2 separate regions of the Homo sapiens genome follow, and region 1 is linked to region 2. The links are chromatin contacts, found by Hi-C or POLR2A ChIA-PET in ENCODE. All regions are on one chromosome and are shown on one strand. Each heading gives the region's core, a stretch centred on a gene start or an enhancer-like site at or near the end of the contact. The rest is flanking DNA. Distances are from core to core; before and after follow the strand shown. Region 1 overlaps SAMD7 (sterile alpha motif domain containing 7). Region 2 has its middle 9.8 kb from the start of ACTRT3.

Region 1 (4,721 bases), core at 614-3,113, 170 kb before region 2:
TTCAGCACACCATTCTTTAGGTAGTTCCGTCTGTTCCAGGTAGACACCTGAGTGATGCCACACTGATAGAGGGGGGGAAAGAATGCTTCTTTCATCCAGCAAGGGGTTCCCAAAGCTTTTGTTGTTATCAAGAAGGATGAGCATACTGGCGCCCTCATTATCTTGAAAGTTCTTATAGTAATGGCAGTCAGCATTGTCAATCAGGTAATCAAAGACAGCTGTGTTAATGGTGTCCAGGCGGCACAGGCCAGAGTCATAAAGGGACGTTTTCTTCACAGCCTCACAGTAGCGCTCATCATACTCCCACCTGGCCAATTTGCCTTTTCAGTAAGTCCTGGCCCACGGGTGTCAGTGTTTCTGGAGAGGCCACACATCTGGAAGCCAAAGTGTGACAGATTTTTCCATTGTGTCTCCATCGGCACAAGCTGATTCTGTTTCTCGGTAGTAATAACACTTCCCATAAAAACAAGTATTGTGTCCTACAGTTAGGAAGGGGCTCAACAGCTGCTCCATGGTAACAGGCTTGATCTCTGTCTGAAGATGAACGGATCTGCCCACCATCAGCAGGGCTCTGGGACACCCACAATCCTGTCCAAGTGAAAGGCTGCTACCTCCGCATTGTGTCTATCATAACCGGCATATGGTTCCCTTCCACTACATAGTCTCGGCTATACTACTTAGGTTCGAAAACAACTTTCTGTTCCCTTTCAAGGATCAGTAAGGCTTTCAGCTGTGTCCCTTTATAACCCACATCAGCTTTAATAATTTGCTTGGTGGCCATGGCATGCATGATTGCCCCCAGCTCTGGTGTCTCTTCACAGTACACTTCCTGGGGAACCACCCACTGGGCTGCAGTCTCCTAGGAAGACTGCAACGTGTGGTCCAACTTGGGTGACAGCTCCATCCACAAGCCAGTCATCATTCGGTGAAAAGCCCTCAGGGGATCAAGTAGTGAAACGCTGCTTGGCAGTTGATGTATCTAAGTTGTCAATCAGGAAAACTTTGGTGAAGATAAAGATGACAGGAATTGCTAACAGCATGACTCGCTGCTTTAGCTTCATGTTGACCTCTTTTCTTCTCCCCTGACCCACTCACTCTCTGGCTCACTTATCAAGGAGAGGCAGTGGTAATGGTTAGTAAGGAGATTCCATCATTACACACATTGGTCCATTTGTGGATGCACCTTCCACAGTTCCCGTTGCGTCCTAGACTCGCTCGTGGCTACCCATGCAGTGCAATGCAGCATGGCCCCCGAGGAGGGGCAGCCCCAGGCTGTGCTTATCACCCCAGCCACTGCCACCACCACTGCAGCTCCCACCATTCCCTGGCCACCTCTCTCAGCGCTGAGCCAGCCGTCCCCCAACAAACTGCATTAAGTAATTATTTCTTTTCCTATTTTAATTAAGCAAATTATAGAAAATGGCTAATATAAATTAAAGAGCCAGGTGCGGTGGCTCACATCTGTAATCTCAGTTACTTGGGAGGCTAAGGCTGGAGGATCACTTGAGCCCAGGAGTTTGAGACAAGTCTGGGCAACATAGTAGACCCCCATCTCTTTAAAAAAAATTAGCTGGGTGTGGTAGTGTGCACCTGACAATTTGTGAGCATCCAAAGGAGGAACCACGTGGATAAATTTTCAAGCAGAGGTAGGCTGGCAGCCAGGGGACTGAAATGTGTGAGGATCTAACCCTCAGCCATGGTGGATGTACTCAGGGCCTGGGGCGAGGACACATACATGTCCCTGTCGCTCAGATGTACCCCCTTCTTTCTCACCAGAGCAGTTTGGGCCATGTGTAATGATATAAATGTGCACATATTTTCAGTAATTTCAGTTCTTTTTAGAGAGAGGATATTTTATCTGCTGAGTCCTCTGAACTAGACATTTACTTGGAACAAAATATGTTGCAGGCTCTCCTGAATGTTCCTTAACAGCTGAGCCACCAATCCTTTCTCTACACCTATTTAAAAGAGTTCATTTGCACTTGGGGCTTTGGGTTTTAGTTGTTATTTTTTTTCTGCTGAATTTCTTTTTCTACCTACAGGAGGTGAGTGGTGAGAAGTTGCTGAGTAGGCACCTAAGGCAGAGATGGGGAGTAAGAGGATAGTTGGGGGACAGTAGGTTTAACGCCAGCTAATCTCAGCACCTTGGTCCAACTCATTTAAAGAAAGGGGCTATGGGGCTGGGCGCGGTGGCTCATGCCTGTAATCCCAGCACTTTGGGAGGCCGAGGTGGGCGGAACATGAGGTCAGGAGGTTGAGACCAGCCTGGCCAACACGATGAAACCCTGTCTTTACTAAAAATACAAAAAATTAGCCAGGCGTGGTGGTGTGCACCTATAGTCCCAGCTACTCGGGAGGCTGAGGCAGGAGAATCGCTTGAACCCAGGAGGCGGAGGTTGTGGTGAGCAGAGATGATGCCACTGCGCTCCAGCCTGGGCGACAGAGCAAGACTCTGTCTCAAAAAAAAAAAAAAAAAAAAAGAAAAGAAAGGGGCTATGAGTAACAATGAGTAACACCTGATGGGACATTTTAGACAAGCGTCCTTGTGAGAGTGGGGTACAAGCAGTGCTGCTTCAGGGCTGTTGCATCCAGAGGGCATCTCCCCATTTCTGTATAAAATAACATCACAGAGCATAGCTGGGGGCAGGCACAGCACAGCAGTGACATCTTTCAGTTGATGCCACCTGCTGTCACTTGGAGGGAGTATACTTTAATGGGGAAACTAAAGCAGGACTTGATCCTAAACAAATTTGAGACGTATCTAGAAATAATTGCTACCACTTCTTGGGGTAGGGAAGAGGGCGCTGACATCCTGTCAGTGAGAGATAATGAGTCAGCAGAGTTTGGAGTACTCATGTTTATGTGACTTCTGTGTACCCACAAGGGGACATTTGGGATTTTAAACTATGAAAAGCATGTAATATTATTTATTACAAGAGCTATTATTATAAATTGCACTTTTCTGACTATGGATCACTAAGAATAATCAGAGTTCAAATTCAATGTGCCAGATCTTAGCAATCACATGCTTATTAAATAAGGGTTGCTCTTCCGGTTGTTATCAGAAGTTAGCAACTTAATTGAACCCATGGTTGACATGGCACTTGAAGTGGTATAGATACATTTAAAAAGTGGCTTACCCATGACTAATGACTAATTTTTAAAAATAAGGTTATAACCATTGAACAGGGAAGAGTAGGCCAAAAACTTTTTATCAGGTTATGCAAAAGACAAAAATGGGTGACTTGAGGAACACAACTTGCTTCATAAGTAACTTGAGGCTTGGCCGTCTCTTGGGTATAATGATGAAATTCATGTTTATTGAGTATTTACAAGGTGCCATGCACTCTAATGCTCACAAAAATCCTCTGAAAATGTATTATTATGATTATCTTCATTTTACAGATAAAACAACTGAGGCACAGAGAAGGGAGGCAACTTGTCCTAGGTCACACAACCAGAAAATAGAAAAGCCAGGATTTGAATTTGTACTTTCTGGCTTCAGAAGCTATATTCTTAGTAACTACTCTATATAGTTTTTCCGTAAGTCCCGTAAACTGAACTAAAAAATAATAATAATAAAAAGAAAAAGAGTTAACAGTATCTCACTGTAGACAAACATTTCACAAAACAGATCTGGAAAATAATCAGCTCTAGTATCAGTTAATTATGATGTAGTTAAACCTTAATATCCTTTTCTTGCTTTCTTTTCCTTTAACATGCAAACCAAAAATGATACTAGATTTAGTAGGCACTTTATTGCTTAGAATTGTATTATTAAATAACTCAAAAAAGTAAACTAAATGCATGAAAATGTAGCATTGACATAAACTTCAAAATTTTACCAACCTATGACTTTTGTCACAAATTTTTCAATACTAGTGAGGCTAGTTTTGTTTCTAACTGCCCTGATAGTTCATTATAGTTTTTTAAAATGGTATTTTATGCCAGATTGAATATGTTGTATGCATTTTTATATATTGTCCCAGCATAAATACAGAATTTAAAATAATGAATTTCTAACTTTTCAGATATTGCCTTCTTGTTCCTTTTAGAATGAAGTATATATTCCTGTTACTTACAGTGAGTAACCTAAAACTTCTCACCCAGAAGTCTGTGCTCCAAAAATGTTTGCTATGTGGATAAGTAGGGAATGTAGTCGTTATTTCCCATTCTTTTTGGATGTTCAGCTTCTGAACCTTCTTCTAATTTTGGGAGAATTCCTACTTCTTAGGAGTCTTGATAGGAAAGAAGCTAAAGACAGACAATGGCTTTCCCAGCCTCCCCTGATGCTGGGGTGTGGGTGTATGACCCAAGTTCCACCAATCAGAGACCTGTCCCAGGGTAGACACTGGCATAAAAAAGAGAGATTAGTAGGAATCCTTTCTGGAGGCACAATGCAAGTTTGACCTAATTCATTATGCAGGAAAGATATTTCAAACTGTTTTTCTTGTATGGAAATACTTAAACATTAAGTCACCTGAGCATAGTCTGAACAACCTGGAAGGCTGCGAATGAAGCTGTGCACATCATCCACGGTCCACTTCTGAATATCTTCATCCAAAGAAAGATTCCCCCCAATTGTAACCAGTGCATGTGTTCCTTTAAAATGGAAAGAAATTGTGGCATAAAATACATACAGGTTTATGTATAGTTACATTAATTTCCTTATATTCTATCACCCCAGAGTGGTCTTGATTTGCAAACGCCTTACAAGATAT
Region 2 (4,697 bases), core at 1,343-3,842:
GTGCTTAGGAACGCTAGACAGCACTTAAGCACTATGATTGGGGGTCATTTTAAACAGCACAGTCACCAACTAAAAGCATACAAATGTGAAAAACTTGCCATTAAATAGACCAGAAATAGGACACTTGTTTATAGTGTCCTTTTTGGACTACAAAGGCAAAAGAGAACCTATGTGTTGGGGAAATCAAACTTTTCAGGGCTCTGCACATGCCCATGAATGACTATGAAAGCACTGCAGGTATTGCTTTTGAGATTATAAACAATTTCGGTGACTAGGTGAATCCACAAATACAGAATCTATGAATATTGAGGGTTGACTGTACTTCAAGGTCTATGTGACAGCTGTATCTGAGAGAGACTACAGATGTCCACATGGTTCCTGAGGTACTTAGGGCTTGTTTCATGCCTTTTATATTATTTAAACCAGTGATTCTCAAAGGGGTATAGTGAGAGAAAGGGTATATGAAGTTTGCAAATGACGATACTTGTTCTCTTTATTTTGTTACTTAGGTTGTATTTCACATGAAGGATGTGAGAATTTTATGCGTATGAAGGAAGCATTAGCTTTAAAAATACTGAGAAACATGCTTTTTCTTTTGTCCTTCAGAATGAGGGGCTTCCTTTGTAAGGTCTGGAGTTGGTTATGGGTTTTGACTCTGAGGATGACATTGAGTTTTAATTCAGCTTGTCCTGGTTCTGCAGTCAAAAATTCCATGTTAGCCTGGCTCGAGACTTAAGAGACAAATAGATGGCACAGGCACAAGCGTGTGTACACATGCACCCACCGTCATACAAAGTGTAAGGGAGGAGTGGTTTTAAATAAGATGAGAATGAAGTGACAAAAGGTAACTGTCATTCCTTCATGTTCATTCTTTTAAGGTAATAATATGTGATGGAAGTAAAAACAGCGAAAATACCCAAGAATTAGCCCAGGATATGCAAATTTAAATGTCTGCAGTGGACAGAAAGGAAACAAAGAAGTGAATCACACTGGGAATAAGAAAATGGAGACTATAGAGATGGTAGGGAGAATGAGCTTCCCTTTTTAAGGAGGCAGCAATCTTACAGAAATTGAGCCTAAAATTGTCAGTATTGCAAGAGAAGACAAAAATTCAGATTTTTATGTCAACACCACTGATTATAGAATGTTGGTAGCTAAATTGAAATAAAATTTAAATATTATATAAGTGCATGGTAAAGAATTTGGATGGCTTTTGTTCCTGAACCCTGGGAAGTAGCCTCTAAACCCTTGGAATTCACCAAGAATGGTGGGAGTGTCTTTTCTTGGTAGGCCTCTTGGACTAGACCCAATAGTTTACACTAACGAGATGACTCATGACTGGGGGTTGGTCAGCCATGTGATTAGAGTGTTGGGGCTTTGGGCCCCATGATACTAGCCCGACCTCTTGAGAGACTTGGAGCCACATGTCTGAGCCTTATGACTAGTGATTCATCCAATCATGCCTGTAATGAAGCCCCAATAAAAACTCTGGACACACTGAAGCTTGGATGAACGTCCGTGGTTGGCAGTACTCAGTGTGCTAGGAGGAAAATGTGTCCCTGAGGACATGAGGAGAGGGACAATGGAACCTTCTTTCTGGGACCCTCCCAGACCTCACTCTATGTGTCTCTCCCTTTGGCTGGTTTTGATTTGAATCCTTTTGCTATAATAAAACCATAATAATAACTATAATAAACATCCTTTTGCTATGATAAAACTGTAATAAAACCGAAATAACACTTTCCTGAGTTCTCTAAGTCATTCTACTGAATTATGAAACTTGAAGGGGTAGTGGGAACCCCTAAATTTGTAGGCAGCTTGTCAGATGTAAGGATGGCCTGGGGACCTCCTAGCTTAGGTTGTTGATAGCTGAAGTCATTGCAATGCACCAATAAAAAAACGTTTTGAGATAAAATCTGGTCTATTATAGGCTATTAATTTGCGACCTTTGGCCTAGGCAAATTTAAGCATTCCTGAGTGCTTTCTCTAGAAGGGTGAGGGTTTGGACCATCCTACCAGTTTGAGGCCTACCCAAAATAAATGTATTTGAGAGGAGTTTACACTGGTGGTATCTGTTATAGGTTTCTGGGAATATCACTAAAGAGAAGTTTCAAAATTAAATTTTAATAATATTCTGAAAATAGTAGTGCTAATCCTTCACGTATAGGGGTTAGGGTATTTCTTCCAGTGGTTCTGCCTGAGGGGTGGGCCTGTTTTTCAGTGTCCATTCTGTCAGTCGTTATGGGATGTGAAGAGGGTTCCAAGGGTTCCACCATCACTAGGTGGAAATGAGGCAACTTTTCCCATATTTTTCCTTTACTCTGGTTTGTATCTCCCCTCCTAGGTAGGTATCAAAGTATATATGGTCTTCATTTGTGTTGCCTCAAATTCTCATTTCTTCCTTGATATAAAAAGGAAACAGGAAGACATTGAAATAAGGATATTATTGTGGTCCTGTACTTTTACCCTGTTCTAACCTAGCTGAGGGAATCTAGCATAAGTCACCCAACTTTACATTCCACATGTGTCAACCGGATGTACTAAGACTTCCCTTGAAGGGTGGTTGTGGGGAGAATATATGAGTAATATATATGACAGCAACTGGTATTATTAATGAGAGGAGAAGTCTGTCTTACTCTTTACTTTGCAAGTAATGATTTTACAGCGCTCTGATGGGTATGTTGTAGTTACTCTGGCAGGAAGTGGTTTTGACTTGGGTATATAGTTAAGAGATATATGGAGAAGGGTGGAAGTGCTAATGGTTTGTGAATTTTTAAAATAACACCAATTATGAACTTGATGCACACCTGCAGCTAGAATCTTTCTCTAGATGATGTTTGACTATCATTTTTTTTTTTTTTTTTGTCTTGGGGCTCTAGGTTTTCACTTTGGTGATATTTATGTGTGTACTATGGCTGTCTATATAAGTGTTAAAAGGCATAATTATAGTTATTAAAAACAATTTAAGGAAAACAGAAAAATGCAATAATGAAGAAATACAAATACTGACTTTTTTGTATGATCAATGAGGATATTATAACTAAAATGAAAAACATTATACATATCAGTTGCAAAAACAGTTACATTCCCCACAATCTTTTTAAAAAATGCGAGTAGTTTGCTAAAGTGAACTGGGTGACTTATTTTCAACCTTGGAAGAAAAACTCAATTAAAGCTACATTTGAACTGTAATGGCACCAAGGAGTTCAACTTGACCTCATATGCCAGATTATAATCATCTTTCAAGTGTACAAACAAGGAAGCATAGTTATCAAAGAATGAGAAATACGTTTGTTCAAAGACCATTTACTGCTTTAACAAGAGGTGAAAGCTTGCCAGAAATATATAAACACCTACCCCAGTGCTATTCATAGGCTTAACATGTTCAAAGACTTGGGGGCGGAGGGGGGGCAATTTAAAAATATCTTTGAAGTTGTGGGTATTCATCATCATATCTAATAATGCTTACTTTCTAGAGCCCCTCTCCAAGGAGGGCAAAGCAATTTATCTGACTTATTTTCATGACATCCTTGTGAGATAAGGCAACCACCATTATCTCCCTTCTGCAAATGGAGAAACTGAAACGTTGGGAGGTAAAATCACTTGAAGAAGGTCAGTAGCAGGCCTAAGAATGTAAATACACGCATTTTAGCTTTTAACTGCTATTTTACTTTACAGAAAACTAAACAAACAAAAAATAATTTTAAAAAAATCACATACTTTTTCATTCTCTTTTTAAGTTAAAGAATAATTACTCATCTATCAACTTTTCCTTGGTAAGGAAAACAGTTTAAATGGCTTTTCACAATAACTGGAATCTTATTATACTGGAATGAATGAACCACTTGCAAAGTTGTGATGTTCATTTAACAAACACTAAATACCTAGTCTGCAACATGTTGTATTGTTCAGGGTGTTGAGACTTCAAAGGTGAAACATATATTCCTCATCTTTAAAGGTCTTCCTGGAGAGAGAGATTCTATAAGCAAATTATATGGTGCAGTCTCATGTTATTTAAATTTACTAAATTCATCATTTTATCCCCCAAATCTATTTTTTCTTCCCTTTCCCCTTCCCGTAAATGCTACTGCTACACCCAGGAGCTAAAACCAGTCTTCTGGGCACCACTGCTGATGTCTCATTTTCCCCGCACCCTGCCGTGTCCTCTGGTCTATTTTTTTTTTTTTTGAGATTGGGTCTTGCTCTGTTTCCCAGGCTGGAGTGCAGTGGTGTGACATAGCTCACTGCAGCCCTGAGGCTGAGGTGCGAGGGTCACTTGAGCCCAGGAGTTAGCACAGAGGCAAATGCTAAGTAATCTAATTAATAATGCTTTCTAATTTTTTCAGTTACAAAATTAATGTGACAATATCATAAAAAAAGGTGAGAAATAGAGGGACTACAGATGTGCACCGCCAGCCTAATTTTTAAAATAATTTTTTTGAGAGTCAGGAGCTTGCTATATTGCCCAGGCTGGTCTTGAACTCTTGGCCTCAAGTGATCCTCCCACTTTGGCTTCATTTCTACTACCTTAATCTAGTTCACTATCTTTTTTTTTTTTTTTTTTTTTTTTTGGAGAGAGAGTCTTGTTCTGTTGCCCAGGCTGGAGTGCAATGGTGTGATTTTGGCTTACTGCAACCTCCACCTCCCAGGTTCAAGTGATTCTCCTGCCTCAGCCTCCCAAGGAACTGGGATTACAG

Evidence for each region. A loop is a pair of places that touch in the nucleus more often than their neighbours do. ChIA-PET counts read pairs that join two places held with the same protein, here RNA polymerase II (POLR2A). Pooled maps may share reads with other maps.
Region 1: a map of Ramos shows a loop between it and region 2 (2.5-fold over the local background). The contact joins two enhancer-like sites. A Hi-C loop is called at or near these places in 1 of 168 maps with a recorded cell type or tissue (Ramos), 11 of 37 single-sample maps with no recorded cell type and 10 of 50 pooled maps. POLR2A ChIA-PET finds 5 or more read pairs at or near these places in 4 of 52 experiments (B cell, HEK293, OCI-LY7 and 1 more).

Annotation. Positions count from the first base shown.
Region 1 is chr3:169,928,338-169,933,058 of GRCh38, reverse strand. SAMD7 (sterile alpha motif domain containing 7) reads right to left here. Exons shown (of 9, transcript NM_001304366.2): 7 at 4,481-4,602. It also overlaps the pseudogene FAM20BP1. Among named protein-coding and RNA genes, the nearest start is that of SAMD7, 19 kb to the right of the region's middle. Within about 2 kb of position 1,863, at least 4 of the 41 ENCODE cell types and tissues checked have a DNase peak (open chromatin) inside an H3K27ac peak, as active enhancers do; they include OCI-LY7, where a contact is called at or near this core.
Region 2 is chr3:169,757,371-169,762,067 of GRCh38, reverse strand. No RefSeq gene overlaps it. Among named protein-coding and RNA genes, the nearest start is that of ACTRT3, 9.8 kb to the left of the region's middle. Within about 2 kb of position 2,592, at least 4 of the 41 ENCODE cell types and tissues checked have a DNase peak (open chromatin) inside an H3K27ac peak, as active enhancers do; they include OCI-LY7, where a contact is called at or near this core.